5 separate regions of the Homo sapiens genome follow, and all the other regions are linked to region 1. Evidence: chromatin loops called from intact Hi-C (ENCODE). Cell type or tissue: heart left ventricle. All regions are shown on one strand. Links, peaks and the distances in the headings refer to the core of each region. The heading gives the core; the rest is flanking DNA.

Region 1 (5,806 bases), core at 879-4,878:
TGGGCCACACGGGAACTGGAATGCAGTGTACTTGCAGGTGTTGTCAATGCTGACCACCCTTACCTGGTTGTTTCTGCACTCTTATTGCTGGGGTCACACAGTCTGAGAGCCCACTGAGATGGTTCATTACCCCTGTCCAAGATCTCCCAGGAGATTCCCAGGCTGCTGGCTTGGCAGCCCTGATGCCCCCATTGCCCCCATGCTCTCCAATCCCTGGCCCTGATTTTCTGGGGCCTAGGCCCCTGTCCTGGAACACAGATGCTTGGGTCTCTGAAGAGAAGGGATTTTTGTGTGTTTTGTTGATCACCGTATCCCCAGCACTCAGAACAGTGCCTGGCACATAGTGGGTGCTTAATAAAAAGCTGTGGCCCAGCAGCAGGGCTCTGTCAGGAAGGGACTAGAATCTCAGTGTGATGAGATGTAAACAGTTGAATGTAAGGGACCCCTTACCTTCCTCTCACTAGCAAGGCTGAGCCCCTGCCCTAGATGGTGTTAACCCACAGGGATAGCAGAAGGAGCTGAGACCAAAGGCACACAGATACTTGCAAATGGGGGATACCCTCTTTGTAGTTACACTCAGGTTGAATAAGCCAAATAGCTGGGGGTGCCCAGGCCCTAGTGTGATTTCCACTTCATTACTCTTGATTTTGATGTCTCTGGTTCCTGATGTTCTCTGCCCACAGCTGCCCCCCACCCCCTGCAGACTCTGCCCTCCCCATTAAGCCTCTTTCTGTAATGCCACACACTCAGAACCGGTCACCAGGTTGACCTGGCACCCTAAGCTGCCAGCTGGTCCCCACCTGCCCCACAGAGCTGGATTTGGGGATCTGGGGAGTGTGCGTGGGAGTCCTGAGGAGGAGCCAAGGTTGCTTTGATTAGTAGCTTTGAGAAGCGCTTTTGATAGCTGGGTAGAATCGCCTATAAGGATGCTCATCATGGCCGGGGGTGGTGGCTCACGCCTGTAATCCCAGCACTTGGCGAGGCCGAGGCAGGAGTTTGAGACCAGCCTGGCCAACATGGTGAAACCCCATCTCTACTAAAAATACAAAAATTAGCTGGGTGTGTTGGTGCACGTCTGTAATCCCAGTTACTCAGGATGCTGAGGCAGGAGAATCGCTTGAACCTGGGAGGCAGATGTTGCAGTGAGCCGAGATCACGCCACTGCCCTCCAGCCTGGGCAACAGTGTGAGATTCTGCCTCAAAAATAAAAGGACGTTGGCCAGGCCTGGTGTCTCACTCCTGTAATCCCAGCACTTTGGGAGGCCAAGGCAGAAGTTCGAGACCAGTCTGGCCAACATGGTGAAACCCCGTCTGTACTAAAAATACAAAAATTAACCAGGCGTGGTAGCGGGCACCTGTAATCCCAGCTACTCGGGAGGCTGAGACAGGAGAATTGCTTGAACCCAGGAGGCGGAGGTTGCAGTGAGCCGAGATAGCACCACAGCACTCCAGCCTGAGCAACAAAGAGCAAAACTCCATCTCAAAAAAAAAAAAAAAAAGGATGCTCATCATGTATATATAATACATATTTGTGTTTCTTCTTTTGTGAATCCCCAGTTCATGTTTTTTAAATTGGATAATGTTTATAGGTTTCAGTGCTCTTTGTATACTAGGGATATTAATCCTTTTTTAAATATGCAGCAAACATTTTCTCCTTTTTTTCTTTTCTTTGTATTGCAGGGCATTTTGGACCATTATAGAAGTTAGTATAGATTTTTAAAATGTAATCAAACCTATCCCTTTTTAATGATTTCTGACTTTTGTGTCATCTTTTGGAATGCTTCTCTGCTCCAAAGAACATAATTCCTCTTGCTGCCACCAATGGATACTCAGATTATGAGTTCAGGGGGGCATCCACTGTGGAGCAGAGAAGGGATCCACATCCAAGGAAGCATGGTTAGAGCACAGCAGAGACAGCAAGAGTGTGGGGTCAGACAGACCCAGCTTCCAGTTCCAGCCCTGGCCTCACTAGCTAAGCTGTGTGCTTTCATACAAGAGGTTTACTTTCTCTGAGTGTGCTTCCTCACCTGTGAAAGAGCTTTCCCCTGGCCGCCATAACTCTCAGGCAAGTTTAGATGTTGAAACTAGAAGGAACATGGGGGACCATTTTTAACTGAAAGTCCTTGTGAAACTGCTGGGAAATAGCCCCACTGCAGTCAAGTAACTTGCCCAAATGACAGATCCGGGCAGCCAGGCACCCTGCCTCCCAGCCCAGCCCCGCTCCAGCTAGTGTGACTTTTCAGACACACGGCCCTTCTAGAGGGCAGAACTGGGCTCAGCTCCTCAGGCCTCCCAGGCTGCTGGAGGATAGGGAGGAGTGGGTGGAAGAGTTTGTCTCCTTCCATCTCTCTCCCCACCAGAACCAAGTTAAGCACCCCCCAACCCACCCGCGGGAGCTGAATTCAAGGACCATTAACTCCCTGTTGTTCCTACCTCCTCCTCTCACCCTAGCCCTTCCCCCCAGCACATGGATCCAAAAATGCCCTAAGTGATGGGCAGTCCTAGTTCCCCTGCAACATCTGCTGGCTAATCCTGGCCTATTGAGGGCAAGGCTGCCTGTCTGTTTGGATAAGGGCACTGGAGTTAGCAGCTTCCAATCTTGCCAGGCCCAGTGGAGTAGCTGAGAGTGCTGAGCTTTGGAATCAGGCTTGCTTCGGTGCTCACAGCCCAGCCTCTCATCCACTGGCTGTGTGGCCTTGGGCAGGTAAACTGGCCAAACCCCTGCCTGGAAAAGCTGCCTGCTGATCTCTGCACCCTAGCAGTGTTGGGTGGGTTAAGTGAGAGGGAGCCTGAGAAGCTGATGGTGAGCATCCAGCTTTGCTCCCAGCCAAGAGGAGGCATGAATTCCCTCCCCAGGGCTCACCACACCCCTACAGATGAGTTTGTGCAAACTGAGAGTTACGGGGGGGGTACCCCATCACCCCCAGTTCCCTACCACTCATGTAACCCAGTATATGCATTTTCTGTTCCCTCATCAATCCTCTAGTGCAGGCCAGGGGTAACAGATGGGTCGAGGACATTGGTTCTGATGCAGGACATCTCTGAGGGAAGCCTGCAGATTCCCATCCAGACATGGGAATAAAAAAGGGATAGCAGGAGGTTAGCAGCCCTGGCCCACCATCCCCCTTCTGGCCTTACCCTTGGCCCCAAGCCTCCCTGGCCCTGGGCCCAGCCTGCCCAGCGGGCACATGCCTGCAAGCCTCACCAGGAGGCGCCAGCCTGGCAGTTGGCCTCATGCCCAGAACTGAAACACAATAGTTCTCGCCAAACTTCCTGCAAGCTTTATTCCCAGAAGGGAAGGCTGTCCCCGAGGGGAGGTGCAGGGGAGATAGAGGAGGAGCCGGTGTGACTCCTGGCCAGGTCTGCAGATGCCTAGTTGGGCTCTGGGGCTGCCAGGGAGCCAATGAGAGCCCCTGGACAATGGTCTTACTCCTGGGCCCTCCCTTTCATGGCCCTAGGGAGCTCATGAGAGGCCCTGTGCCCTCACAGCAAGGTGAATCCATCTAGGAACATGAATCACCCCTCCCAGCCTCACTGCAGGAACTTCAGGCACAGTAACCACTGGAAAGGCTGAATCACAAACTATTCCAGACATTCCCATTGGCCAGGTGGGAAAATCAAGGCTCAGGGAGGTGGTACAGAGAGGTAGGGCCAGAGCTGAGCTGAAACCTAGGTCTTTTTTTTGTTGTTGTTGTTGGAGTCTCACTCTATCACCCAGGCTGGAGTACCATCTTGGCTCACTGCAACCTCCGCCTCCTAGGTTCAAGCAATTCTTCTGCCTCAGCCTCCCGAATAGCTGGGATTACAGCCTCATGCCACCGCACCTGGCTGATTTTTGTATTTTTAGTAGAGATGGGGTTTCACCATGTTGGCCCGGCTGGTCTCGATCTCCCAGCCTCCAGTGATTTGCCCGCCTCGGCCTCCCAAAGTGCTGGGATTACAGGCGTGAGCCACCACACCCGGCCAAGTTGAAACCTAGGTCTTTTTGCCCTGAGGCTGCCAGCCTTACTCCTGTGCCACTAAACCAGGAGAGCAAGGCTGCTGGGGAGTGGGGGGGTCATGGTGGCCTGCATGAGGGTGGATATGGGAGGAAGCTGCCTACCCAGGAGGGCAGGGAACAGCACTCTGGCTGCTCCTCCTCCTTCACCTCCAGGCAGGGGCATCTTCCCCTCCCCTCATTCTCCCCTGACAGGAGCATGGGGGAGAGAAGGAGGGGCAACCCTCATCAACACCTCTGTAGATGGTGACAGGCCCTGCTGGGTCCTGGAAGAGGGTGGGGGTGGCCTCCTCAGTCAGAGGAAGGAGAGGGGGGCCTCTCTGCAGGACTGGCACTTCTGATCTGGGGGGCATGTATTCTCACCTCCTAATTAGCCATCTTGCTAGGCAAGGACCACAGCCTGCACCAGGCAAGCCAAGGGAAGTAGGGGAGCAAGGCACAGGGATGACAGTTCTGGAGTGACACCCAGGGTGGAGCAGAGGAAACAGCTAGGGCAGAGGCGGGGAGGCAGGAGGGAGCTTGGTAGGTGTGAGAAACAGCCAGGAGGCCAGTGTGGCTGGAGCGGAGTGACCCACAGGGCCCGTGGGACAAGATGAGGTCAGTTTTCTGGGCCAGCTCCTGGAGGGCCCCACGGGCCATTGCAAGGCTCTGAGAGAAGCAGCAAGCTACTTCAGGGTTCTGAGCAGAGGAGAGAGAGGGTCTGGGTCCAATCTGTAAAGGCTCACTCTGGCGATTGGATGGGGTGGACGGAGAGTCGGAGAGGAAACAGAACTCCATCAGAGGCGAGTCGGGACATACAGGTGTCTGGGACCTGAGTGCTGACCTGAGGATGCTGAGAAGGGTCAGAGTCCAGATATAGTTTGAAGGTGGAGCTGACAGGATCTGCTGAAGAACTGGATAAGGGATGTAGAGGAAGAGAGGGAAGAATCAGGAAGGACTCCAAGATGTGGGGCTTGAACAACTAGAACAATGGCATCGCCATTAACTCATTAACGAGTTGGGGCAGACAGCAGGAGGAGGGGTTTGAAGGGGAGTCCAGAGTTCGTTAGCTTTGAGAGGCCAGTAGACCCCCAAGGGGAGCTGTTGAGGGGGTGTGTGGCTCCGATTGGTGGGCACCCCACGCTACCGTGAGAAATGGATGAAATAACGTTCCTAAAACTCCTCGGGGCAGAGCAGAGCCTCAGGCACTGTGCCCTTTTCTTTCTGTCTGCCTGAGGCTTCCAGGAGCCAAGGCTCAAGGTAGGAGCAGAGCAGCTTCCAGATAGGTCGGTCCAAGTCCTCATCTCCCCACTGGGGAAACTGACTCTCAGAACATGGCTGGCTTTGGGGCCCAGCATGGTGAGAGGCAGAGCTGGTTTAAACCTACCTCTCCTGACACTCAGGGCTCCTCAGGAGCCGGCCATTCTGAGCCAAGGACCCAGCCTGCCGAGGCTGCCACCAAAACCAGAGCCCGTCCAGGGCCCAGGTCCTTGCTCCTGTCTGGGCCTCAATTTCCTCTCTATGTAATAGGACATTGTTCTCAACCCCACCCAACCAGGGCCTGCCCTGGAATGCAGGGTCTGACAGGCTGAGCTTTCCAGAGATGAGGAACAGCCTGCCAGTGGCCCCTCAGGGCCCTGCCTCCACCCTGAGGAGGTCCATTGCTCCTCTCCCAGAGCCAGGAGTGCCCCTCTATGGCCCCTCATATCAGCTGGAGGGACAAAGGGTAGGCAAGACCTCCTACCACGGGAGGCCTATCAAGGGTTAATCTGTGTCAGATTAACTGGAAGTGGTGAGTCAGCCAGCCGGCCAGTGGAGGACCAGGGCCAG
Region 2 (5,806 bases), core at 1,078-5,077, 56 kb after region 1:
GTCTGGCAGGCACTACAGGAAGGGTGGCTGGAGCAGGAATGGGCAGGATAGACTTAAAGTCCATAGGTACTCTGCCTTGCCTGCCCTCCTTCCCCGAGCCCACCCCCACCTCACCCCATAAGAGACTGATGGGGTAAAGGCACTGGTCTGGACTGAGGGGTTGTTCCCACCTTTATTTTAGCTTTGTGATGAAATTAAATGGATTATACATGGTAAATTTCAGAATCCACATACAAGTACCTGGTGAGTGCCCAGCTCTGACCAGGGGCTCAGTAAATGTCAGCTCTGGGTTATTGCATTGACCCATCTGGTGCTGGGGCCACACTGAGTGGATGTCAGGGAGACAGGCTATGGGGGAGGGAACTCCTTTGCAATTGTCCCTGCTTTCAGTACTGATGGGGGCACCTCTGGAGACCTCTCCCTTGATTTCATTACTTCTACTTCCTCTCCTAACTGGATTAGATGGCAGTCTATGAAATCCAGGGCATAGAGATTGGCTTTCTGCCTGGAAATGAGCAGAAATGTCATTATAGGTCCTGAATCAGCATCTCACCACAGCCCCAGGGGCCACCTGGTCAATGGGAAGGTGGTCTTTGCCCTGTATTTATGCTTTCCTTCATTCTCTCCTGCATTCATCCATCCATTCATCCACCCACTCATTCATCCATCCATCCAATATGCATTTTGTAGCTCTTCCTCTGCAGTCAATCTAGTGTTCAGCTGTTCCGAGAAAGAGACAGATGTGGTACTTTTTCCTATCTAAAACACATGGCCAGAAAACCCTAAACCATCTGACTCAGATGCTACCCTGGGTGTCTTCACGTCAGTGGGGAGCCTCCAAGTGAAGCCTGCCCTCTGTGAGCCATAGCTACTGAGAGGACCAGGTGGGAGAGAGAGCCAGGCCTGATGCCCACAGACAAAACAGGCCCAGGAGTCTTGGTCATGAAGTGCAGTAGGTGGCCTGCCAAAGTCAGCCTCGGGGTCCCCCAGTGTCCCACTCTTCCCATTCCAAGAGTCTTATTATAGCTGCTTTCTCTTTGGCGTTGTCTATTTTGCACCCATTTGATGGGGAGTTGGGGGACATAGAGCCCAGACTTAGCCAAATGCCTCTGTGTACTTATGTGACTGTCCCTTACTCTATAGACATGGCCAGAAACATCTTCACATTAATGAATTTCTGCACAGCAAATTTTATTTGAAAGGGGCATAAAAGAATAATTACTTAAAGAATTTCAGTGGTAAAGTGAAGGGTCCTTGTCTCAATTCATTGAATTAGTATGCATGGACTTTCCTATAGAAGAACCACTTTAAAAGAGGCCCACCTGCATTCATTCCCTCTCTGGTTGTTCAGGGTCAAACACCTGGGCACCTCTAACTCTGAGCGCATCTGTACTGGTTGGCAGTGTGCCCATTGCTCTATTTATTTCTAGCACAAGACTCCAGACAGTGGAATAATTTGTCTGCTATGCAGCCAAGAGAGGATTCCAACAGCTGGTGCAGGGTGGAACTGGCTCACTTTTGAGGTCCCTGAAAACCCTAGGACTGCATGATTCTTTGAACAATGAGTATGTTTTAGAGATAACCATGAATTTCCAACAGGGCTTTAAAGTAACCCTTCCCCAAAGGGAGCACAGACATGTCCCTAAGCCCAAGGAACTTAAAATTTTATTTAAAAAAAAAAAACAAAAAAAAAGCAGCCAGGCACAGTGGCTCACGCCTGTAATCCCAGCACTTTGGGAGGCCAAGGTGGGCAGATCACAAGGTCAAGAGTTCGAGACCAGCCTGGCCAATATGGTGAAACCCCATCTCTACTAAAAATACACAAAATTAGCCAGGTGTGGTGGCGGATGCCTGTAGTCCCAGCTACTCAGGAGGCTAAGGCAGGAGAATTACTTGAACTCAGGAGGTGGAGGTTGCAGTGAGCCGATATCATGGCACTGCACTCCAGCCCGGGCAAGAGAGCAAGACTCTGTCTCAAAAAAAAAAAAAAGAAAAAAAAATAGCAGGCAAGTCTGGAATTAGCAACATGAAAGCACAGACAGCCAACTGCTAGACCAGAAGAACCCAGAAAACCTACAAGTCAGTGTGAGCTGAGACATCAAGTCATCCTTGGGCGGTGGGGGTGCTGGTATTTGAGTGGCATCAGACTTTAGACATATGACAGTGATAATCCTGCCAAGGGAGAAGGAGGAGAACGGGAAAAGAACATGGAGGGAGACGAAGGCTCATCAGAATATACAGAGAGGAGAGACTGTCTGCTTAATGGGTGGTAAGATTGAAGGATGATAGAGGAGATGAAATGGAAAATAGGTCTACATAGCAAAGGGTGTCAAAAGAGTGTAGGATTTTAGAAGCTGTTGTTACTGCACCAAGTGTGGGTGCCAGAGATGGCATAATTCATTTATTCTTCCACCAAAAATGTATTGAGTGCCTACAATGAGCCAGAGACTAGGGATAGACAAGGTTCCTTGCTGACATGGGACTCACATCCTAGCATGGGCATTTGCAGAAGGAAGGCAGTTAAGAAGTAAATGCATTTTTAAATTTTCTGGTAGAGTAGGTGCTATGAACACAGTAAAATGGGATAAATGAATAGAGAGTATATTGGAAGTGGGATTACTTTAGATAGAGTGGGCCTCTATCTCAAAGTGTAGGGACCCTCTGAGCAGATCACATCTGGGCTGAGACTTGAATGATAAGAAGGAGACAGCTGCGTAAGGATCCCTGAGGACCTCCAGGAAGAGAACAGCAAATGCAAAGGCCCTGAGGCAGGAGCGAGCTTGGCTTGTTGGAGGAACAGCAAGGGCCATGTATTTGGGACCCGGTGAGCAAGGGGCAGATGGTAGGAGGTGTGCACGGGCCAGCCATGCAGGGCCTCCTGAGCCATGAGGAGGAGAGGCTTGGGGTGTAGATGGTGTGCTTATGGTAGATGGGCACAGAGAAGGGGCCTGTCCTGAAGTTTCTCTGCACCTTCTCTTCTCAGAGACCAGAAAACTTCTTGACACCAAACAACAGCAAGGCTCTTCCTACCTTGGACCCCAAGATCCTGGATAAGAAGCTGAGAACCATCCAAGAGTCCTGGTCCAAGGACACAGTGAGCTCCACAATGGACTTGAGCACGTCCACTCCACGAGAAGCAGAGGAGGAACCTCTGGTGCCTGAGATGTCCCATGACACAGTGAGTGTCTCTCCCCAGGTGGGAAGGGCCGGGGCAGTGATGAGGCCATGGGAAGGGGACTTGACTGCCATCTGCAGGACTGCTTCATGCCTCAGGTGGCCAGTAGACCTCCCTCCCCTTAGGCACACTCTGCATGTGAGTTACCCCAAAGTCAAACTGCTGGGCGCTGTGGCTTCTTCGTTTGCAGGGTCTCTTCACCTTTTGAGTGGAACTCCCGTGTAATTTCTTTCAAAACAAACCCATGCAACACTTGTAAGCCAGGGTTCCATTTATGTGTGTAGGCATCAACTCAGAACTTCCTGAGGTGCATGGCCACTGGGTAGTGGGAAACACCTTTAAGAGATTCATTTTAGCTTATAACAGGAGAAACTGGGGCTCAAAAAAAGAGGACACCAGCTGGGCACGGTGGCTCACACCTGTAATCTCAGCACTTTGGGAGGCCAAGGCGGGCGGGTCACCCGAGGTCGGGAGTTCGAGACCAGCCTGACCTACATGGAAAAACCCCGTCTCTACTAAAAAAATACAAAATTAGCCAGACGTGGTGGTGCATGGCTGTAATTCCAGCTACTCGGGAGGCTGAGGCGGGAGAATCACTTGAACCTGGGAGGTGGAGGTTGCGGTGAGCCAAGATTGTGCCATTGCACTCCAGCCTGGGCAACAAGAGTGAAACTCCATCTCAAAAAATAATAATAATAATAATAAAAGAGGACACCAATTCTGGTGACATAGTCTGTGTCCTTGATCATGGGAGCTGCTGTGTTTTCCTGTTGCTGGTTGAGCAGATGCTCAGGAAGGGCTGGTGGAGGTGGCCAAAGTGACATCCTAATTTGCTGAGGAGTCAGTGCTGGGTTTCAGCCCTCGATGCAGAGAGCTAAAGAATGGGCTACCAAAGAGACAGTCCAGGGAGGTGCTACCCAGTAACCATGGCTGAATTATTGGGTAGCTTCCTCCCTTCTTCCACAGCGGGTCCCATGGGGAACGCTGCTCTGGAAGATCTTGAGAAAAGGCCCCAGACAAGGCCACCAGTCCACAGGGAAGTCCAAGCCATCCTCCTCCCAGGACCTGACCTCCTCCACCAACAGCCTCCTCATCTTCCCCTGGCACTTCTGCACCTTTCTGGAACATGTCCCATCAGACGAATAGGAAGGCTGGCTGTCTGCTGGGCATGCCCAGGGTTCTTCCACATGAGCACCCCTGCCCACCCTGGAGCAGGGCCATCCTGCTCAGGCACCACAGCACTTATGGGCCATCTTTACAATTTTCTCCCGTCACCTCTGGCCCTTGGGGAAAGAGCCCTTGGGATTAACATCCAGCTCAGTCATAAACTGCATTGAAAATAAAGAAACCCTGTCTTTGGAGATTTGGGGCAGCATGAATAAACCACTTGCTCCTGCCCTCTCCACATCCTGGCCTCGTGGTTCCCCCTTCTTGTGCCTCTAAGCAGAGGTAGTAAAGGAAAGAGAGGCCAGGTGCATGGCCTGCATCTGTAATCTCACTACTTGGGCAGGCCGAGGTGGGAGGATCGCTTGAGCCCAGAAGTTTGAGACCAGCCCTGGCAACATAATGAGATCCTATCTCTACAAAAAATTCAAAAAATTAGCTGGACTTGTTGGTGCACGTCTGTAGTCTCAGCTACTCAGGAACCTGAGGCAGGAGGATCACTTGAGCCTGGGAGGTCAAGGTTGCAGTGAGCTATGATCGTGCTACTGTACTCCAGCTTGGGTGACAGAGCAACACCCTGTCTCAAGAGAAAAACAAAATAAAAGAAAAAACAGGCCAGGAAAGAAAGAAGAGGGAAGGTGCCATCATGGGGAAAGGCACATGGGAAGGGAAGAGAAAGAAGGCATCCCTCCCTGGTCTCAGCCCTGTGGAGGGCTCAGAGCAACCTCTCCTGCTCAGCTGCCCCGGAGGGGCCAACCAGCCAACCCTCTGCCCTCCCCAAGCTAAGCCTCCACCTTCCCCCAAGGATGCAGACCTCAGCCCCTGACTCACACCACCTCTAGAAGCAGGAACCACAAGCACCTCCTGGCTGGACAAGCCTCTCACATCAGCCATCTGGGCACTGACATAGCACAACCAAGGAGGGGGAAGTACCCAGCCCTGCTCCTAGTACTGGGCATGGCAGGCAGTCCTTCGTTTGGAGTCTGCTGGGTAAAGCATCCAAGGTCTGAACTGAGGTCATTAGGTCTGAGAGTCTTTGAGAGAAACCAGATACAGATGTCTTAATACCATGGATTTGTCTGTGGGAAGTGAGACACAAATTGCTGGGGTGGGTTGGGTTGGAGTCTGCACTGTACTTATAAAACTTGATGATGATGATGATGGTGGTGGTGATGATGGTGATGATGATGGTGGAGGAGGAGCAGAGAGGAAAAAATAGAGTGGAGGAAGAAATGGCCTTTAAATATAGAATGGATCTGAGAGGTAGGCAATATAAACAATGTTTTCAACATCTGAAAGAATATTAGAATAACATGGGTAGAGGGCCAGTCTTGATTTTCTCTTAAGAATTAAACCAAAAGAGATGGGACCAGATTGCAGCTTGAGAAGTCAAGGTTAGCCATTAGGAGGAAGTGTTTTTTGGTTTTTTGTTTGTTTGTTTGTTTTCGAGATGGAGTTTCGCTCTTG
Region 3 (5,806 bases), core at 1,233-5,232, 110 kb before region 1:
TGAAGGAGCAGGTTCCCAAAGACAAGTTGTGGGAGGGGCTCTGCCAAACCTGACAGGCGCTCCAAATGGGGGCAGGGAGTCTGTGCAAGTTCGTTTGTGTGACCGGGCTTAAGGTGTTATGGGGAGGGGGTCCTTAGGCACCGCAGAGCTGTGGAGAAAGGCGCAGAATCTTTCATCTTCTCCAGCTTCATTAGCTAGTGGCAGCCCCATGACCTGTTGGCTGAGGACGCCTCTGCCCAATGGGAGCCGCCTGAGGGACCTGAGAGGAAGCTCTAGTGACCGCTTTCCCAACACACCTGGTCCAAACATGGGGGAGAACCTCCTTCCCCGTAAGGAAGGTTGGCAGAGCAGCCCTTCTTCTCCCCTCACAGGAGCTGCAGCCCCGGGCAGGTGACTTTGGCCTTAGATGCAGTAGGGCATGGGGATGGGCTTCCCCAGATCCCACATCTCAAGTCGTGCAGTGCAGGTCCTCCTATTGCTTCTCTGCTGGGTTTCGGTCACAGTGGAGGGCTGTATGCACACACAGGCACATGCCTGTGTTCTTGTGGGTGGGTCGGTTCGTGTGAGGACTTGTGTCCTTGTGTCTGTCAATTGTCACAATGGACAGGAAAGCGCTTTGTACCGTGGTGGAAAACACGTACAAATGCTGGTTAAGAGAACAATGAGGTCTGCAGGGTCTATTGTGTCCATGTCTGGGTGCATATGTGTTTGTGAGTTTAGGAAATGTGTTGTGAGCCTCCTAATTGAGCATCAGGTCCTCTAAACCCCTGCAGAAGTTGGCGGTTTGATTATGAAGCCCCGCGTCTGTTTGTATTGTTGTGTGCCTGCATGGGCGTGTGTGCGAGTGCTGTGCGTGGGACAAAGGTTCCAGGGAGGACAGCCAGTCACGGACAAAAATGTCCTTCTTGGGTAGGATCCATTTCACCAGGTTAAACGAAGGCTTAGAAACACAGAGAGGGGTACGTGAGGAGCCCGCTGGAGATGGGCGAGCTGCGGAGCCCACGGAGGGGCCAGCTCCAGCGTGAAGGAAGGAGTAGGAAGAGAAAAAAGGGCGATATACCGGGCCGCTGGAAAAGGAAATTAGGGCCCTGGGAGGGAGCATCCGTTGAACCTCGAGATTTTTATTGACCTTCACTTCAGAGAGGCTCCTGGCCATAGAGGAGGTTACCGGAGCCCTGGAACTAGTGCTAAACGGGCTTGCGGAGGCACAGCTTGATAGGGGAGGTAAGCTGGGGTTCAGTGAGTCACCTTCTTTCTTCTTCACCTGGCTTCCATCTGCAGGAGCCGCGATGTTCCCCCTTCGGGCCCTGTGGTTGGTCTGGGCGCTTCTAGGAGTGGCCGGATCATGCCCGGAGCCGTGCGCCTGCGTGGACAAGTACGCTCACCAGTTCGCGGACTGCGCTTACAAAGAGTTGCGTGAGGTGCCGGAAGGACTGCCTGCCAACGTGACGACGCTTAGTCTGTCCGCGAACAAGATCACTGTGCTGCGGCGCGGGGCCTTCGCCGACGTCACACAGGTCACGTCGCTGTGGCTGGCGCACAATGAGGTGCGCACCGTGGAGCCAGGCGCACTGGCCGTGCTGAGTCAGCTCAAGAACCTCGATCTGAGCCACAACTTCATATCCAGCTTTCCGTGGAGCGACCTGCGCAACCTGAGCGCGCTGCAGCTGCTCAAAATGAACCACAACCGCCTGGGCTCTCTGCCCCGGGACGCACTCGGTGCGCTACCCGACCTGCGTTCCCTGCGCATCAACAACAACCGGCTGCGTACGCTGGCGCCTGGCACCTTCGACGCGCTTAGCGCGCTGTCACACTTGCAACTCTATCACAATCCCTTCCACTGCGGCTGCGGCCTTGTGTGGCTGCAGGCCTGGGCCGCGAGCACCCGGGTGTCCTTACCCGAGCCCGACTCCATTGCTTGTGCCTCGCCTCCCGCGCTGCAGGGGGTGCCGGTGTACCGCCTGCCCGCCCTGCCCTGTGCACCGCCCAGCGTGCATCTGAGTGCCGAGCCACCGCTTGAAGCACCCGGCACCCCACTGCGCGCAGGACTGGCGTTCGTGTTACACTGCATCGCCGACGGCCACCCTACGCCTCGCCTGCAATGGCAACTTCAGATCCCCGGTGGCACCGTAGTCTTAGAGCCACCGGTTCTGAGCGGGGAGGACGACGGGGTTGGGGCGGAGGAAGGAGAGGGAGAAGGAGATGGGGATTTGCTGACGCAGACCCAAGCCCAAACGCCGACTCCAGCACCCGCTTGGCCGGCGCCCCCAGCCACACCGCGCTTCCTGGCCCTCGCAAATGGCTCCCTGTTGGTGCCCCTCCTGAGTGCCAAGGAGGCGGGCGTCTACACTTGCCGTGCACACAATGAGCTGGGCGCCAACTCTACGTCAATACGCGTGGCGGTGGCAGCAACCGGGCCCCCAAAACACGCGCCTGGCGCCGGGGGAGAACCCGACGGACAGGCCCCGACCTCTGAGCGCAAGTCCACAGCCAAGGGCCGGGGCAACAGCGTCCTGCCTTCCAAACCCGAGGGCAAAATCAAAGGCCAAGGCCTGGCCAAGGTCAGCATTCTCGGGGAGACCGAGACGGAGCCGGAGGAGGACACAAGTGAGGGAGAGGAGGCCGAAGACCAGATCCTCGCGGACCCGGCGGAGGAGCAGCGCTGTGGCAACGGGGACCCCTCTCGGTACGTTTCTAACCACGCGTTCAACCAGAGCGCAGAGCTCAAGCCGCACGTCTTCGAGCTGGGCGTCATCGCGCTGGATGTGGCGGAGCGCGAGGCGCGGGTGCAGCTGACTCCGCTGGCTGCGCGCTGGGGCCCTGGGCCCGGCGGGGCTGGCGGAGCCCCGCGACCCGGGCGGCGACCCCTGCGCCTACTCTATCTGTGTCCAGCGGGGGGCGGCGCGGCAGTGCAGTGGTCCCGCGTAGAGGAAGGCGTCAACGCCTACTGGTTCCGCGGCCTGCGGCCGGGTACCAACTACTCCGTGTGCCTGGCGCTGGCGGGCGAAGCCTGCCACGTGCAAGTGGTGTTTTCCACCAAGAAGGAGCTCCCATCGCTGCTGGTCATAGTGGCAGTGAGCGTATTCCTCCTGGTGCTGGCCACAGTGCCCCTTCTGGGCGCCGCCTGCTGCCATCTGCTGGCTAAACACCCGGGCAAGCCCTACCGTCTGATCCTGCGGCCTCAGGCCCCTGACCCTATGGAGAAGCGCATCGCCGCAGACTTCGACCCGCGTGCTTCGTACCTCGAGTCCGAGAAAAGCTACCCGGCAGGCGGCGAGGCGGGCGGCGAGGAGCCAGAGGACGTGCAGGGGGAGGGCCTTGATGAAGACGCGGAGCAGGGAGACCCAAGTGGGGACCTGCAGAGAGAGGAGAGCCTGGCGGCCTGCTCACTGGTGGAGTCCCAGTCCAAGGCCAACCAAGAGGAGTTCGAGGCGGGCTCTGAGTACAGCGATCGGCTGCCCCTGGGCGCCGAGGCGGTCAACATCGCCCAGGAGATTAATGGCAACTACAGGCAGACGGCAGGCTGAACCTCCGCCCGTCCGGCCCGCCCATTCCCGACCTCCACCTAGGGTGCCTGGGAGCAGCAGTCTAGGGCTGGCAGGACTTATGTCCCCCGTCCCCAACCTTCACCTACTCCTCCCCCTTACTACTCCCCAACCTTGACTACCAGGGACTTCTATTAGGGAGTGGGCCGATTTCACCAGTCCCTGCTACCCACGGCTGCCATTCTCCCTGCGGGCTGAATCCCCTTCCCCGCCAAGCACAGTGTTTATCTTACCCCATGCAAGACTCCACCCGCAGACGGTGGGCGATATCTATGTCCCTCCATTCCCGTCGCGATTATCTGCGAAATCCACCCCGCAGCCCGCCCCACCGTGGGCTCTGGAGCCAGAGGAAACGAGCGAAGACTTTGGAAACCTCGCGGTAACGCGGTGGTTTCGGGGGCCAGCCAAGGCCAGTGGAGTGCTGTGGGGTCCCACCTCGACCCCTCCTCCTCCCTTTCTTTCTTTCCTTTTTTTTTATTTTTTAATTTTATTTATTTATTTATTTATTTTTTGACGGAGTCTTGGTCTGTCGCCAGGCTGGAGTGCAGTGGCGCGATCTCGGCTCACTGCATCTTCCGCCTCCCGGGTTCAAGCGATTCTCCTGCCTCAGCCTGCCTAGTAGCTGGGACTACAGGCGCGCGCCACCACGACCAGCTAATTTCTTCTATTTTTAGTAGAGACGGGGTTTCACCATGTTGGCCAGGATGGTCTGGATCTCTTGACCTCAGGTGATCCATCTGCCTCGGCCTCTCAAAGTGCTGGGATTACAGGCGTGAGGCACCGCGCCCGGCCCCTCCTCCCTTTCAATCCCTACTCCCAGAAGCCGGGATTCGTGGCAACCCCTAGTTTTTAGTTCCAAAGCCTCCTGCCGGCAGGGAACCAAATCCTTCTGTCCTCCCACCCCCACCCCACTTCTGGCCAGTTGGAGTCCAGCCCGGTGCCTGGGGCGCCTTTCAGCTCCGCGCTCAGATTTTCCTGTTTTCGTTGTTTTCAAAGACAGCGACATTTCGGGTCTGGTGCTAACACCCCCTTCCCAGCCTCTGGGAAAATCGAGTGTGTGTGTCGGGGGGTAGGGAGGGAATGCGTTTTCTGTCGTCTCTCTCCTAACTTAAAGCGCCGCAGGACCGCGCGCCCCTTGGCGGCTGAGCCTGTGGACTTGGTCGCGGGCCAATTTCGTTGTCCGTGTGTTGGGCTTTCCGGAGGTCTGTGCGCCCAACAGCGCCGCTCCCGCGGCTCCACCCGACCCAGACCCTAGCTGGAAAGCGCCGGAGGCGGAGGAAGCTGACTGTGGCCTCCCGGGCCGCGGCTCTCTGGAGGGCTCGCGCCCTAGTTCGCACAAAGCCTGCTCGTGACTGTGCGACTGTGCGACGGGATCCGGATGGAGCCGAGCCCCTCCGTCCTCGCGTCTCGGTCCTCGCGTCGCCCCGCCCCACCCGCCCCTGCTTCGGCGGGAATCGTGTTTGCCCGGCGTGTAGTCCCTGACAAGCGTGCCCTGTAGGAGAAAAGTCTGTGTCCTGTGAAGTGTGACCGTGTAGTGTAGGGGGGCGGGCGGGGGGGCGGATGGGCGGGGAGGGAGGGAAGGGGAGGGGCGCGGCGCGGCGACTCGGGGCGGGGTTCTTTTTTCCATTTTGAAAGAAAGCGTCGGGGTTGGGGTGGGGGGAGTTTCAGTCCTCGGGATCAGCCCTCTCCGCGAAGCGCAGCACAAGCGCGGGCCTGGGACGGAGTAGCCCCCCGGAGCCCGTGCCCTTTTCTAAACGCGTCTGTATGCAGTCAATAAAACAATCGATTTGAACTGGGCTCGGTGACTTTTTGTCAGGGGACAGAGGGAGGAGGCCTGGGCGATGAAGGAGGAAACCGCGGAAGGAAGGAGCCCCCCCAGAGCCTCCCGTTGGAATCTTTTGAGTGATTTCCTGTTTGCGTGACCATCCTGTGATTTTTTTGCCAGGTGTTTGCACCCAGCCCTGCTCTTAGTGTCTCCAACTCCAGGGTGGGGTGACAAAAAACGAGGGCAGGCTGCAAGTGAGTAGGGGGAGGTTGCAGGAAAGGAAGGCGGGTGTCTGCAGACCCTGAACACAGGGAGTCTGAGTGTGCGTGCAAGTATATTTGCACTCAAGGGTGTGCGGCACCCTCTTTCACTTGAGACTGTCTGTGTAGTGGGGTGTGGCTGTATATGGTGTCACACTGCCCAGTTTCTGTGTCTCCACATCAGCCTTTGAGTTCCCTGAGAAGCCGGTGGGAAGAGGATGGGATTCATAGGGACA
Region 4 (5,806 bases), core at 680-4,679, 83 kb before region 1:
TGATCAAAATTTGTTTTTTATTATTGGTGATCTTGAAGTTATAATACTATTGCAGTTTTGTGTCCCACAGACATAGGGATTCTGATAAATTCGATTTCATGTGATTCTCACTCAAAAATAAAAAAAAAAAGTGCCCTGACAATTAATAGTTTTGCTGGACGTAGAATTCTAGGTTTGAAACTATTTTCCCTTAGAATGTTGAAGGTGTTGGTCTATTTTGCAATGTTGAATACATTATTGACAGGAGAGACTGCTGGCTTTGACTAAACGTTAATGAGAACTGAGTACTCTCCTCGCAAATTTCTATATCTAATGGGAAGGGTTTTCCCTAGCCAAGCTTTTTGGCTCTGTACATCTCAAAATTTGTTTTTTCTCTACTACCCAGCTGCTTCATTGCCAAATGCCTTAGAACAAGTTCATTTTTGTTTTGTTTTGTTTTTGAGACAAGGTCTTGCTCTGTTGTCCTGGCTGGAGTACAGTGACATGAACACAGCTGACTACAGCCTCGACCTCCCAGTCTCAAGCAATCCTCCTGCCTCAGCCTTCCAAGTAGCTAGGACTACAGGTGCACGCCACCACACCTACCTAATTTTTGTATTTTTTGTAGAGATGAGGTCTTACTATGTTGTTCAAGCTGGTTTCTTAACGCCTGGCCTCAAGTGATCCTCCCACCTTGGCCTCCCAAAGTGCTGGGATTATAGATGTGAGCCACCATGCCAGCCCAAGTTCATATTGTGATACATTTGACCCTGACCTTTCATGTCACAATGCCTGTGAGTCAGCCCAGTGGACAGCAAGAGTATTCCTAAATGGTCATTTTTACAATAGGACAACTACCACATGGAAGAGAACTGAGGCGCCCCAGTCAAGACAATTACTGACCCCCAGACATGCACGGGGGACATCCTGGAGTCTCCAGCTCTGGCTGAGCTGTCAGCTGACAGCAACCACATGAGTGCTCCCAACAAGATCAGCAGAAGAACCACACAGATACCAGCCTACAGGACTATGAAAAATGATCAATCATCTTCATCTTAAACCATTAAGTTTTAGAGTGGTTTGTCATGTAGCAATAGATAACTGAACACTTGTAAATCATCTAACTGGATTTTCAAAAACCCAATTTGAATGTCTTTCCTTTAATTTATAACAACTTATTCATAATTTCTTATACTTAATGATATGTTTGGGTTGATTCCTGACACTTTGAGTTTTCTATCGGCCATGCTTTTTTGCCTCCCACCCCCATTTGTGCCCTTTGTTAGATAGGTCAGGTTTTATTTATGGTATTTTTCTTCTTACAGTCAGGAAGTTATAAATCCTATTTCCATTCTTCGGGCTTTTCTATTCAAGAAACAAAGGAATATATCTGTTTCTTCATCTTTCTTTGGCGATTGGGTGTGCTTCGGGTTTAATTAGGTTGAATTTTACCCATCAGAAGGAAGCTACTGTTCGTGGCCTAGAAAACGATAAAGTATAGAGTAAGGCAATCAAAATCACCACAGGAAAGGAGCCCTGTGGGTCTGTCTGTGTGTGGATGTGTGAGCGGATGGTTATTAGAAAATGGTTGAGGAATGCAGCTCATCAGCTGAGGCTCGGTGCTCATCAGCCACCCATCTGACACTCATCAAAAGCATCGGTTGCTGGAGATTGACCAGGTGTCCGCAGCGGCCTGTTTCTTACCGTCTGCTTTGGCTTGGCCAAGGTTTAGGCAGCTTCTCTCTTTCCTCCAGGCTTCTGAGGTCTGCTTTCCTCCAAGCCTGAGCAAGCATAACAGAAAGTGGATTGTGACCCCTTATCAGCTCCTCCTGGGAATCGGCTGACCCTGTCTTTCCTAGGCACACTCCCGCCAGACCCCACCCCTTGTGTGGCCAGCTTCCCTTCCAAACGTTTGCTTACCTCTGCTTGTCCTCTCTTTACCCTGTGAAAGAAAAAGTTATTTCTGTTTGATTTTGAGACACTCACAGATTTCTGAGATGGGAGAGTTCTCCATATTGCAATCGTCTTTCTAATTAAAGCCTCTCCCTCCCTCTCTAATTCTGGATTTGTTTTTATTTGACAAAATATAGTCACCATTTTCTGGGGATGAAAACTTAGTCAATATCAGAAACCTGACTGCAGTCAGGAATAGAGCTCATTCACCTTTCTTCCCTAGAACTTAGACTGTGCTTGAGGCATAGTGGGTACTTCTTTATGTGTTTTATGAATGAATGAATGAATGAACGAACAGATGCTGAACTCAGGAGACAGAGAAGGAAGCTGGGAGAGCTGGTGTCTGGCCTCTGCTTGCTCCAGGAGCTATGTTCTCCCTGTTCACAGCTATAGCTGCCAGGGATTCTGGAAACACATCCTGCTGCCATGGAAATGAATGCAGTCACAGAGTGGGAACAGTTAAGTTACTTTTCTGAGAGAGTTACATCATTTAGAAGCAGATCTCTAAAAGTCCTTGCTCCTGCAGGAGTTGGTGACTGAGTGGCAGTAATTGTGTTCACATGGTTAACTATGACAGTGTCACATGAAGCTCAAATAATGGGTTGGAAACGCACAAATGATTGCTAGTTGCTTGAGCTCTCTGCTAGCCCTTGCCTTGCTCTCTCCATATTTACTTTCTCCAGCTTGCAACTGGATATACAGACGTGTCTCTGCAGCAGCCTGGCCCACCCTATTGACTGAGGCAGGAAGTTGATCTGCGGGTTGCAGCTGCTCTTGAGGAAGCTGAGTCTACTAAAATCTGTTCACCCTTTCCCTGACACTGCTGCTGAGGCCGGTCCCCATCCCCGGCAGCTTCGCTGGGCCTTGTTTATCTTTTCATCACTCTTGACTGGCTCTGGCCTATTTCTGGATCTCATGTCTGTCCTCTGACAAACCCTGCCTCTCTGCCAGCTTTCTGGAATCTGTCAATCTGAGAGGCATGGGAAAACGACATTGCCCAACAGAACCAGCATCTCAATGTGGCAAAAATAGACTCATCCAAAGCAATCTGGGCATACACTAATGTCCCCAGCACTGAACATCCCCAATCACTGGTTTCCCCCATCTGATTAATTTTTTCCCCATAGAGAGGTTTTGCAAACATTTATGCATCTTTAAGCATTTTAGTGATCTGATTTTCTTAATTTTGATGGATTTTTCTTTTTTTCTTTACCTAAAAATATCATTTGAATCCATTTTCAGCTGATTATTCCTTTTTTTCTGTTTGTAATAGCAACGAGCTAGAAACAAGGTAATTATCCAACAATAAAAGACATTTTCCCTCCACTTTGTGTGCTCTTTGATGCTCATGCTGCAGGCCGAGGGTCACTTATATCCTCCCACTGGCCTTATTGCTGGCTAACCCGTGACCCGGTAGCCTAGCCCTCTGTCTTTCCTGGGAATCTCTTCCAACCAGCTGACCTCTGCCTGGTCCTTCTTAGTTTGACAGAGCACCTGTTTGTTCCTAGGGTGCCGAATGGAGCACTGTCCTTCTCCTGGATAACTGATGACAAAGATGCATCCAACCTGCACACGCAACATGCTCCCTCTTCCATGAATGCCGGTTGCACCCGATGATCTGCGCCTGCTCACTCTACCTGCCTCCCTGCCCAGGGCAGAGAACTGAGGATGTTATGTTAGTGAAATCCTCAGATCACTCACAGCGCAGAACACTCCCCAACTTCTCTCCATCATGTGTCAGGCCCAGAAGCAGTTACAATCATTACAACATCACCTCCCACCTTTCCATCTACACGGTTGAACAGCTGTGCATTAGTCTAGAAAAGTCACCCTGAAAACTGGCTCTAGTTTGGGGAGGTGACATGCTCTTGCTTTGTCCCCAGAGATGTTCTTCTGTTGTCCTTGCAGTGCAGGGAGTACCTCCTGGGCTGTGTGCAGCAGCCCTGCCTGAGGTAGGGGAGTGCTGTTCACTAATATAGATCTGAATCTCACCAGTCTAGGAGGGGACAGGTACTTCTAAGTCAATCAATCAATCAATCAATCATCAGTCAATCAATCTTTCAAGTTTTCTCATCTTCCAAAAAGACACTAATGCCCAGTTGAAAGTGGTAGCCACTCAATTCACCTGGGCTTATCACACAAACAAACTCTCGTTATCATATTTTTTCCTTGATGCTGTATGAAACTGAGTGAAGTCACATTTCCTGATTCAGAAGTTGCAACTGAAATGGCCCAAGTGGGAACAAAAGGGGAAATTTTGATAACAGATGGGTTGACCCTTTATGGTATAGAGCTGATTCTGAGAACTACTCCAACAAGCATGCATTCTAAACTCTATCAAGCAATGTGTGGAATCACGGCAACAAAAACATGTTCTCCCTAGCTCTTAAGTATTTTTTATTTGGAAAATGGAGTTTCAAGTTGTTTTCCTGACTTCTATGAAGATTGTGATGAAATTGCAGAATATATAAAACAAAAGATTGTTGATATTGTGTTCAAATGCAAACTAGACTGCTCATCTATCTGCATATTTGGCAAATGGTGCAAATGTAAATATTGGAAAATTCCATTCAGTCTATAAACTTACCAAAGGAAATTTTAAAAATTTCCTGCTAAACGTCCTGACCCCTCTGTACCTTTTACATAACACTGCTAAAAAGAGGTATGATTTGCCTACTGTGACATTGACAGTTTCATAATGACATTTTTGGTTAGTTTTCAGTTTCCTCAAAGCATGCAGAGGCGCTTTATGAGATTTTTGATTTTTATGGGCGTGGTAGGAGATAGCCTTCTTAGACATGCCTACAAGATGTCTTGCAGAAAAGATGTTAGCATGTTGGCCTACTATAAAATCATATTTTCAAAGTGTAGGATGAGAAGAATGTCCTTCACTACTTTGGAAATACATTGAGGATGAGAACAGAGAAAAGGATTACTGTAAAATGGAAATTTATATGCCGTTTCTCCAAGACTGTTTCATAATCTTTAAAAAAGCTACAGAAAAGGATGAACTAAGTGCATCTAACTCGTTCCATTTAGGTGTAGGTTGTGACAAAAACTCATCTAGTGAACAAATGACTCATTTCTTGGAAATAAGACTGCTTTGAAACTTAAAAAATTATCACTAGGAAAGGACAGCCAAGTTAAACAGGATTTTCTCAATTTCTTTACTAAAACTGTAACTTATTTGGAATCCAGCTTCAATTTCACAAGTTCAAAGTACCTCCCTGCTTTGAAACCATTTTTTCCAGAGAAAAGAGGCTTACCTTATGATGACATCCAATGTGCTTTGAAGTGTTTTAGAATGACAGACATTTTAGACATCGATAGCCTGTGTGATTAATTTATTGAAGCAAAAGAACTGATTGACGAACAGCTGGCCTACCAAAACAAGCCCATAGATACAGGGGATGGACATTTATGGAGAGGTGGAAATTAACTCCTACAAGTCTAAAAACCTGCTGTTGCTAGTAAATAAAAGCCTAGGTACTCCATGCCCTCACACAGTATTGTTGAGAAGCTATTTAGCATTGTGTTATCACATCAGACTGACACTAGAAATCAGTGTAATGTGGGCTTGAGAAGAGCAGAGCCGCAGGCCAAAGTGAATGTTATACTTATCTCCATTCAGTTTTATCATTGCATAAAAGAAAGGATGGGTGTCATAAATGCCACAGGCAATTCAGAGAACTATTATTAAGACAGGAAGCTGAAAGAATAAAAGGCATCTTACTGTAGCATGGGACAGAAGGAAACTGACATTAAGGCATCTTACTTTAGCATGGGACAGGAGGAAACTGACATTTTTAAAAAATCAAATATATGAAATACCTGTTTCATCATTCCTATTCTATTTTCATTTTCCTTTTTAATT
Region 5 (5,806 bases), core at 1,202-5,201, 98 kb before region 1:
CTTTCCCTCCCTGTCCTAAGAATTGGGGGCCCTCCTCGAGACCCTCTAGGATCCTGAGTGCCACTAGGGCAGGTGGAGAGGAGGTGAAAGCTCTGCCCCTCTTTGTCCAGGGCCACGTATCCTAATGGATGAGCAAATACTACTCAGCTAGACCTTGTGCCTTCTGGGCTTGGCCAGGCCCAAAGGCTCCAACCACAGGTAGGAATGAATACGTGTTGGAGGCCAAGGACCAGGGTGCTGGGACACTCTGCCAACTGCCCACTGAAATCCCAGCCCTCTCAGGAAAACTCTAGTTTCTGTCCAAATGTTTGGCCAATGCACAGAATGGTCCCCAGCCTCTGGCCTTCCTTCCTACCTCTTTTTAAATGTAATTAATTTAACTTATTTAATTACATTAAAATAAAATGTCTTCCTTTCATTTCCTCTCCCTCATTCCTCTCTGTTCTTTTTTGAATTGTTCCAGTTCAACTACCAATTTGAGGTTGAATTCATTTTCACAGTGTCCCCATCAGGTGGTTGTAAAACTCTGGCTTATACTTATCCAGAGATGGGGAGCTCACATTCCACTCCCCGCTTCCAGGGAATCAGTTGTTTAGCAGTTTAAAATGTGTCTCTGCCTGGGTTCCACCCCTCAGGCCTGACTGCCACTGGCAAGTTCTCTGGGAGAACCTACCAGGTGTGGAGGTGTAATCTTCACCTCTGACCCTCTCTCCCTGGCTCCAAGGCTTTCCATTCAATGCAACTTTTTTGAGCCTTTCCTGTATGCTTCATGTGCTGTGCTAGCTTCAATCTCTCCAGTGTGTCTTGCTGTAAAACTTATTTGGATACTACATGGGAATGGAGTCTAACGGCTTGAGGAGTGTGTGTGTGTGTGTGTGTGTGTGTGTGTGTGTGTGTGTGTGTGTGTGTCTTGAGAGACCTGGAAAATGGTCGGAGAATGCAATATGACAGCAGTAGCCTCAGAACTCAGAGCAATTTATCAGGAGCAGTAATTCTCTGAGTTACAGAAACCAGATGGCCAGGATGTGGCCTTGAATCAGATCAGAAACCTGTCTAAAGAAAGGTTATTTGAAAGGAGTGCCTCCTCCCCCTAAATGTTTCCTAAAGATCAGCTGAAATGAGAACCATCTTGAAGATCATTAAAGTCCATTAATATAAAAGAACAAAGGAAGGCAGGGCTTCTTTGAGAAAGAAGCAGCTGGGGTAGGGTCCTCTGGTCCCAGATCTTGTGTCTGGAATGCAGCCCTCCACCCATGACATCAAAATAACAACCACAACTAAAGCTAACATCTCCAAAGATTCGTTGTCAGTACATATATGGCCTGTGACTTCCTGGTAGACATCTCAGTTTTTCCTCCTTGATCTCAGGGAAATGCATTTTGGTAGGTAGAGGGAAAGGAGTGGCATCTTGCTATGACTACCCTGCCCCACATTTGTTAACAGAGCCCCAGTTATGAGACATTCCATAGGGAAAAAGGGACCTGCTCTCTGCACAACAGGAGGTGTCGCCTGCAAAGAAAGGACCATGACTATGTAAGCACAGAGCAAGGGAAACTGGGGGATCTCCTTTCTCTGCAGAAATCCAAGCCTGTATTCTGCAGAAAGCCAAGCCCTAGTACCAGGACATAAGAAAGGCCCCTTGTTGAGGCTATAAATTGCCAAGTCTGACCTAACAAATACCTTTACCTTATACATTTCCAACATAAAGGTATAGATAAGAGAAATCCTGCTGGGCAGTTCGGAGGAAGCAAGTGGAGCCATTTCAGTTGTAATGTGTCAATTCATTGATTACATTTGAAATGTAGCCACCCACACCTATCTGTTCAATGATAAGATTTTGCCTTAGGACTCAATAGAGAATAACATTATATTGAAAATGAAAGATCTGCTGTGACTGGCATATAGAAGAGATTAAATTTTAAAATGTTTTGCAATATTCGCATTTTGTTCAAAATATGACCAGTGTTCCTAATGAGACTTGATATGGATTTTTTAAAAAGCCATCCAAAGGCCCCATGATGGGCACAAAAACAAAACCAACTTGTTGGGTTAAATTAGTTGGAAAGACTTTGTATCATTCCATTGTTGAATAAGTAATTTATGGGATTTAAAGACAGGACGATTTTGAAAATTGTGCTAATTGTGTGTGCTTTGTTTGAACATGTGAATGTAAGTTTAATAATTAAGTTTAAGTCCACATAGAACAAGGAGAGAAAAAGTGTTTGTATTTTTATCAACTGTTTACTGCTTACATGTATTCCCTTGTGTATTAGGAGTTAATTTGGTTTTGGCAAATTAAATGCATTTTCTCCCAGCAACATTCTCAAACTGTTTCTTAAATTGAATCTAAAAGCCATTCAAGGCATCCAGCCATTTGAGAGAAAAATTTCTATGATTATATAAATTACCGAGGAACTTCGTAAGAATTGATCATTGTCGAAATGGGGAGAGAATAGGAATGGAGAATTAATTATCAAATGCGTCTTAATAATAGAGGCTTGTCACACATCTAGACTAAGAATGCTAATAGTCACCACCTAATATTAGTATAAATACTAATAATACCAATAGTGGCTAACATTTATTGAACTCTTACTATATTTCAGGCACATACTATGGATCTTACAAGCATTATTTTGTCATTCCTTATAGTGATCCTGTGAGGTAATATTATTATTCTAATTTACAGGCAAAGAAACCAAAGAGCACAGAGGGTTAGTAGTTTGTTGAAGATCACACAGCTGGCAATTTGCAGGGTTGAAGTTTGTCCTTTTGTTATCTGACTCCAATGCCAGAGATCTTAGTCACCAAGCCAAACCTCCTCCTGAAGCCTCTACAAACCAGTGAAGTATAGAATAACATATTTTCTATATGGTTAAATTTGCGGCTAATTACAGAGTTTGTCTAGAAAAAGGATTTCTCTTGCTGTTTCTCTTATTTCTCAAAATAGCATTTTTTTTTTTCCTGATTATAAAAGTAGTGCAGGCCAGGCGCAGTGGCTCATGCCTATAATCCCAGCACTTTGGCAGGCCAAGGTGGGCAGGTCACTTGTGATCAGGAGTTTGAGACCAGCTTGGCCAACATGGTGGTCTCAAACTACTATTTCATGTCTCTACTAAAAATACGAAGAAATTAGGCAGGTGTTGTGGTGTGCGCCTGTAATCCCAGCTACTCTGGAGGTTGAGGCAGGAGAATTGCTTGAACCCGGGAGTTGGAGGTTGCAGTAAGCGGAGATCAGGTCACTGCATTCCAACCTGGGCAACAGAACAAGACTCTGTCTCAAAAAACAAAAAAAAGAAAAAAGAAAAAGAAAAAAAGAAAAGAAAGAAAGAAAGAAAAGAAACAAATATAAAAATAAAAGTAATGCATGCTTCAACTAGAATTGTCTTTGGTTGCCATTGGGAATGTAAATGGGCATAGCCACTTTGGAGAAATATTTGGCAATCTAGAAACATTAAAGATACACATACGTCTGACTCAGTAATCTCACTCTTGGGTATATACTCAATAGAAATGAATGTTTACATCCATCAAAAGACAGAAGAGTCCTTTGGTGGATGCAAGTGCAACGATGTTCATAGCAGTTTTATTTGTAATAGCCCCAAATTGGAAACAACCTAAATATCCAACAGTAGAATGGAGGAAGTAACCTGTAGTATATTCATACCCTGGAATACCACAGAGCAATGAAGAACAAACTGCAGCTACACACAACATGGATGTCATCACAGTGAGTGAAAGAAGAAAGACACAAAAGATTATGGAATGAGTGATTTAATTTAAAGGAAGTTCACATACAGGCAAGACTAATTTTTGGTGGAAAAAGTTGGAAGGTACTAACCGGGATTAGGAGAAGGCTCAAGGGAGACTTCTGAGATTCTAGAAATGTTCTATACCTTGATCTGGATGGTGGCTACATGGGTGTATGCATATGTAGAAATCCATGGGCTACACACTTGAGTTGTATACTTTATTGAATTTGTTATACCTCAATTTGTGTGTGTGTGTGTGTGAGTATGTGTGTGATGGAGTTTCACTCTTGTCGCCCAGGCTGGAGTGCAATGGCGTGACTTCGGCTCACTGCAACCTCCAGCTCCCTGGTTCAAGTGATTCTCCTGCCTCAGCCTCCTGAGTAGCTGGGATTACAGGCACCTGCCACCACACCCAGCTAATTTTTGTATGTTTAGTAGAGATGGGCTTTCGCCATGTTAGCCAGGCTGGTCTCAAACTCCTGACCTCAGGTGATCTGCCTGCCTCGGCCTACCAAAGTGCTGAGATTACAGGCATGAGCCACGGTGCCCAGCCCTTATTATACCTCAATTTTTAAAAATGGAAAAATAACCCTTGGAAATCAGGCACCAAAGTAATACGTGCTCCTTATTGAATAGCACTGTCCGATACTAGCCACTAGCCACATGTGGTTATTTACATTTTAATTTTAATTAAGGTGAAATAAATTTTAAAACTTGTTCCTCAATCCCACTAGCCACATTTTAAGTACTAGGCACATTGCTAACAGCAATTGTTTATTTGGACAGCAGAGCTATAGAAAATTTCCATCCTAATGGAAAGTTCTATTGCTAGTGTTGTTATAGGAAATTGAAAAATATAGAAGTGTATTAAAAAAACAATTTATTATTTATAATTCCCTCATCCAAAAAATAATGTATTAACATTTTATGTTAACTTCTAATTTCTTTCTAAAATAAATTTTATTAAATTACAAGAGTAACATATGAATGCATTCTTGTCCTAAGATAATTAAATATTGATAAACTGAAACTCTCTTTGACCATTGCCTGCAATCCTAGAGCTCTCCCCAGTGGTAACCACTCTTACTAGCGTACTATGTACCTTTTTATTTTTTTTGAGATGGAATTTCGCTCTCTCGCCCAGGCTGGAGTGCAATGGCGCTATCTTGGCCCACTGCAATCTCTGCCTCCTGGGTTCAAGCAATCCTCCTGCCTCAGCCTCCTGAGTAGCTGGGATTACAGGCATGTGCCACCAAGCCCAGCTAATTTTTTTGTATTTTTAGTAGAGACGGATTTTCTCCATGTTGATCAGCTGGTCTCGAACTCCCAACCTCAGATGATGCGCTCGCCTCGGCCTCCCAAAGTGCTGGGGTTACAGATGTGAGCCACCACGCCCTGCCTGGTACCATGTATCTTTTCAGACCATTTTCGCAGGTACTTATAAACATGATGTCTGTGTATGGAAATACACAGCAGAGCCATTAACATCACCCTGACTCAAGGAGCTTCCACCTGGTTCAGTTCAGTCTCCCGAAGTGCACAGGAAGGGTGTTATCCCCATCATCCACATCCCACCCAGTGTCTAGGGCTCTCTTCCTATTCATCTCGAGCTGCTGTGGTCCTGGGATATTGTGAGAGGGGACGTCACATGGGGCAAGTCAGATGGTCACTAGGTACAGTCACACTGCAGAACTGGCAATGCCACTCCTGTTGGGTGTTCCTAGGGCAAGGTGTAACTGTAAATCCAGGGGAGCCATCACTCCACACTGTCTGTATGAAGAGCTAGCCTGTGGTGCAGCTCTCTAGCCTGAAGGTGGTGCTTCCTAAGGTAGAGTCTAGGAGGTCTGCAGGCATGACTCAGCTCCCTCTGGGTCCTCTCGCAGAGGTCCTTTGCTGCTTTCATGAATGCCACACTGGAGCATGGAACCCTTTTGTGAAGCTGCCCCAGATCCCCTTGGTACCAACATCATCATTTTCTCTCTGGTATAAGGCACAGGCTCCGTCTGACTCAGACCAATGCACCTCTCAGTGTTTACCTTTTGAGTTCAATTCTG

What was found. A loop is a pair of places that touch in the nucleus more often than their neighbours do. Peaks named below come from ENCODE experiments on the same cell type or tissue, not always from the same donor. Only the 100,000 strongest peaks of a DNase experiment are listed, where the experiment ranks them.
Region 2: a loop joins it to region 1, with 1.9 times the contacts of the local background. A loop is called at or near these places in 16 of 110 quality-filtered maps.
Region 3: a loop joins it to region 1, with 3 times the contacts of the local background. A loop is called at or near these places in 17 of 110 quality-filtered maps.
Region 4: a loop joins it to region 1, with 3 times the contacts of the local background. A loop is called at or near these places in 11 of 110 quality-filtered maps.
Region 5: it touches region 1 in a loop (2.9-fold over the local background); 19 of 110 quality-filtered maps call a loop at or near these places.

Annotation. Positions count from the first base shown.
Region 1 is chr15:74,236,928-74,242,733 of GRCh38, forward strand. All of the region lies in intron 1 of CCDC33 (coiled-coil domain containing 33), which reads left to right. Among named protein-coding and RNA genes, the nearest start is that of CCDC33, 3.5 kb to the left of the region's middle. RefSeq lists enhancers at 2,049-2,644, 2,645-3,240. In heart left ventricle, for the core only: a CTCF peak has its summit at 3,216 (motif pointing right); a DNase peak (open chromatin) is centred at 3,224; H3K27ac peaks cover 1,072 bases.
Region 2 is chr15:74,292,771-74,298,576 of GRCh38, forward strand. It overlaps CCDC33 (coiled-coil domain containing 33), which reads left to right. Exons shown (of 19, transcript NM_025055.5): 11 at 2,984-3,178. Among named protein-coding and RNA genes, the nearest start is that of CCDC33-AS1, 24 kb to the right of the region's middle. In heart left ventricle, for the core only: a CTCF peak has its summit at 3,265 (motif pointing left); no DNase peak of the experiment used is centred there; H3K27me3 peaks cover 954 bases.
Region 3 is chr15:74,131,466-74,137,271 of GRCh38, forward strand. It overlaps ISLR2 (immunoglobulin superfamily containing leucine rich repeat 2), which reads left to right. Exons shown (of 3, transcript NM_020851.3): 3 at 1,282-5,337. The coding sequence starts at 1,290. The coding sequence ends at 3,527. Among named protein-coding and RNA genes, the nearest start is that of ISLR2, 3.8 kb to the left of the region's middle. RefSeq lists enhancers at 1-245, 4,365-5,056. In heart left ventricle, for the core only: CTCF peaks have their summits at 1,944, 3,137 (motif pointing left) and 4,726; DNase peaks (open chromatin) are centred at 2,476, 3,166, 3,556, 4,796 and 1 weaker place; H3K4me3 peaks cover 1,172 bases; H3K27ac peaks cover 1,402 bases; H3K27me3 peaks cover 3,093 bases.
Region 4 is chr15:74,154,444-74,160,249 of GRCh38, forward strand. It overlaps LOC124903523 (a long non-coding RNA gene), which reads right to left and starts at 1,921. Exons shown (of 2, transcript XR_007064708.1): 1 at 1,684-1,921. In heart left ventricle, for the core only: no CTCF peak of the experiment used is centred there; a DNase peak (open chromatin) is centred at 2,724; H3K27ac peaks cover 1,790 bases.
Region 5 is chr15:74,139,005-74,144,810 of GRCh38, forward strand. It overlaps a transcript of ISLR2 not described here. Among named protein-coding and RNA genes, the nearest start is that of ISLR2, 11 kb to the left of the region's middle. RefSeq lists enhancers at 1,469-2,000, 5,575-5,634. In heart left ventricle, for the core only: no CTCF peak of the experiment used is centred there; no DNase peak of the experiment used is centred there.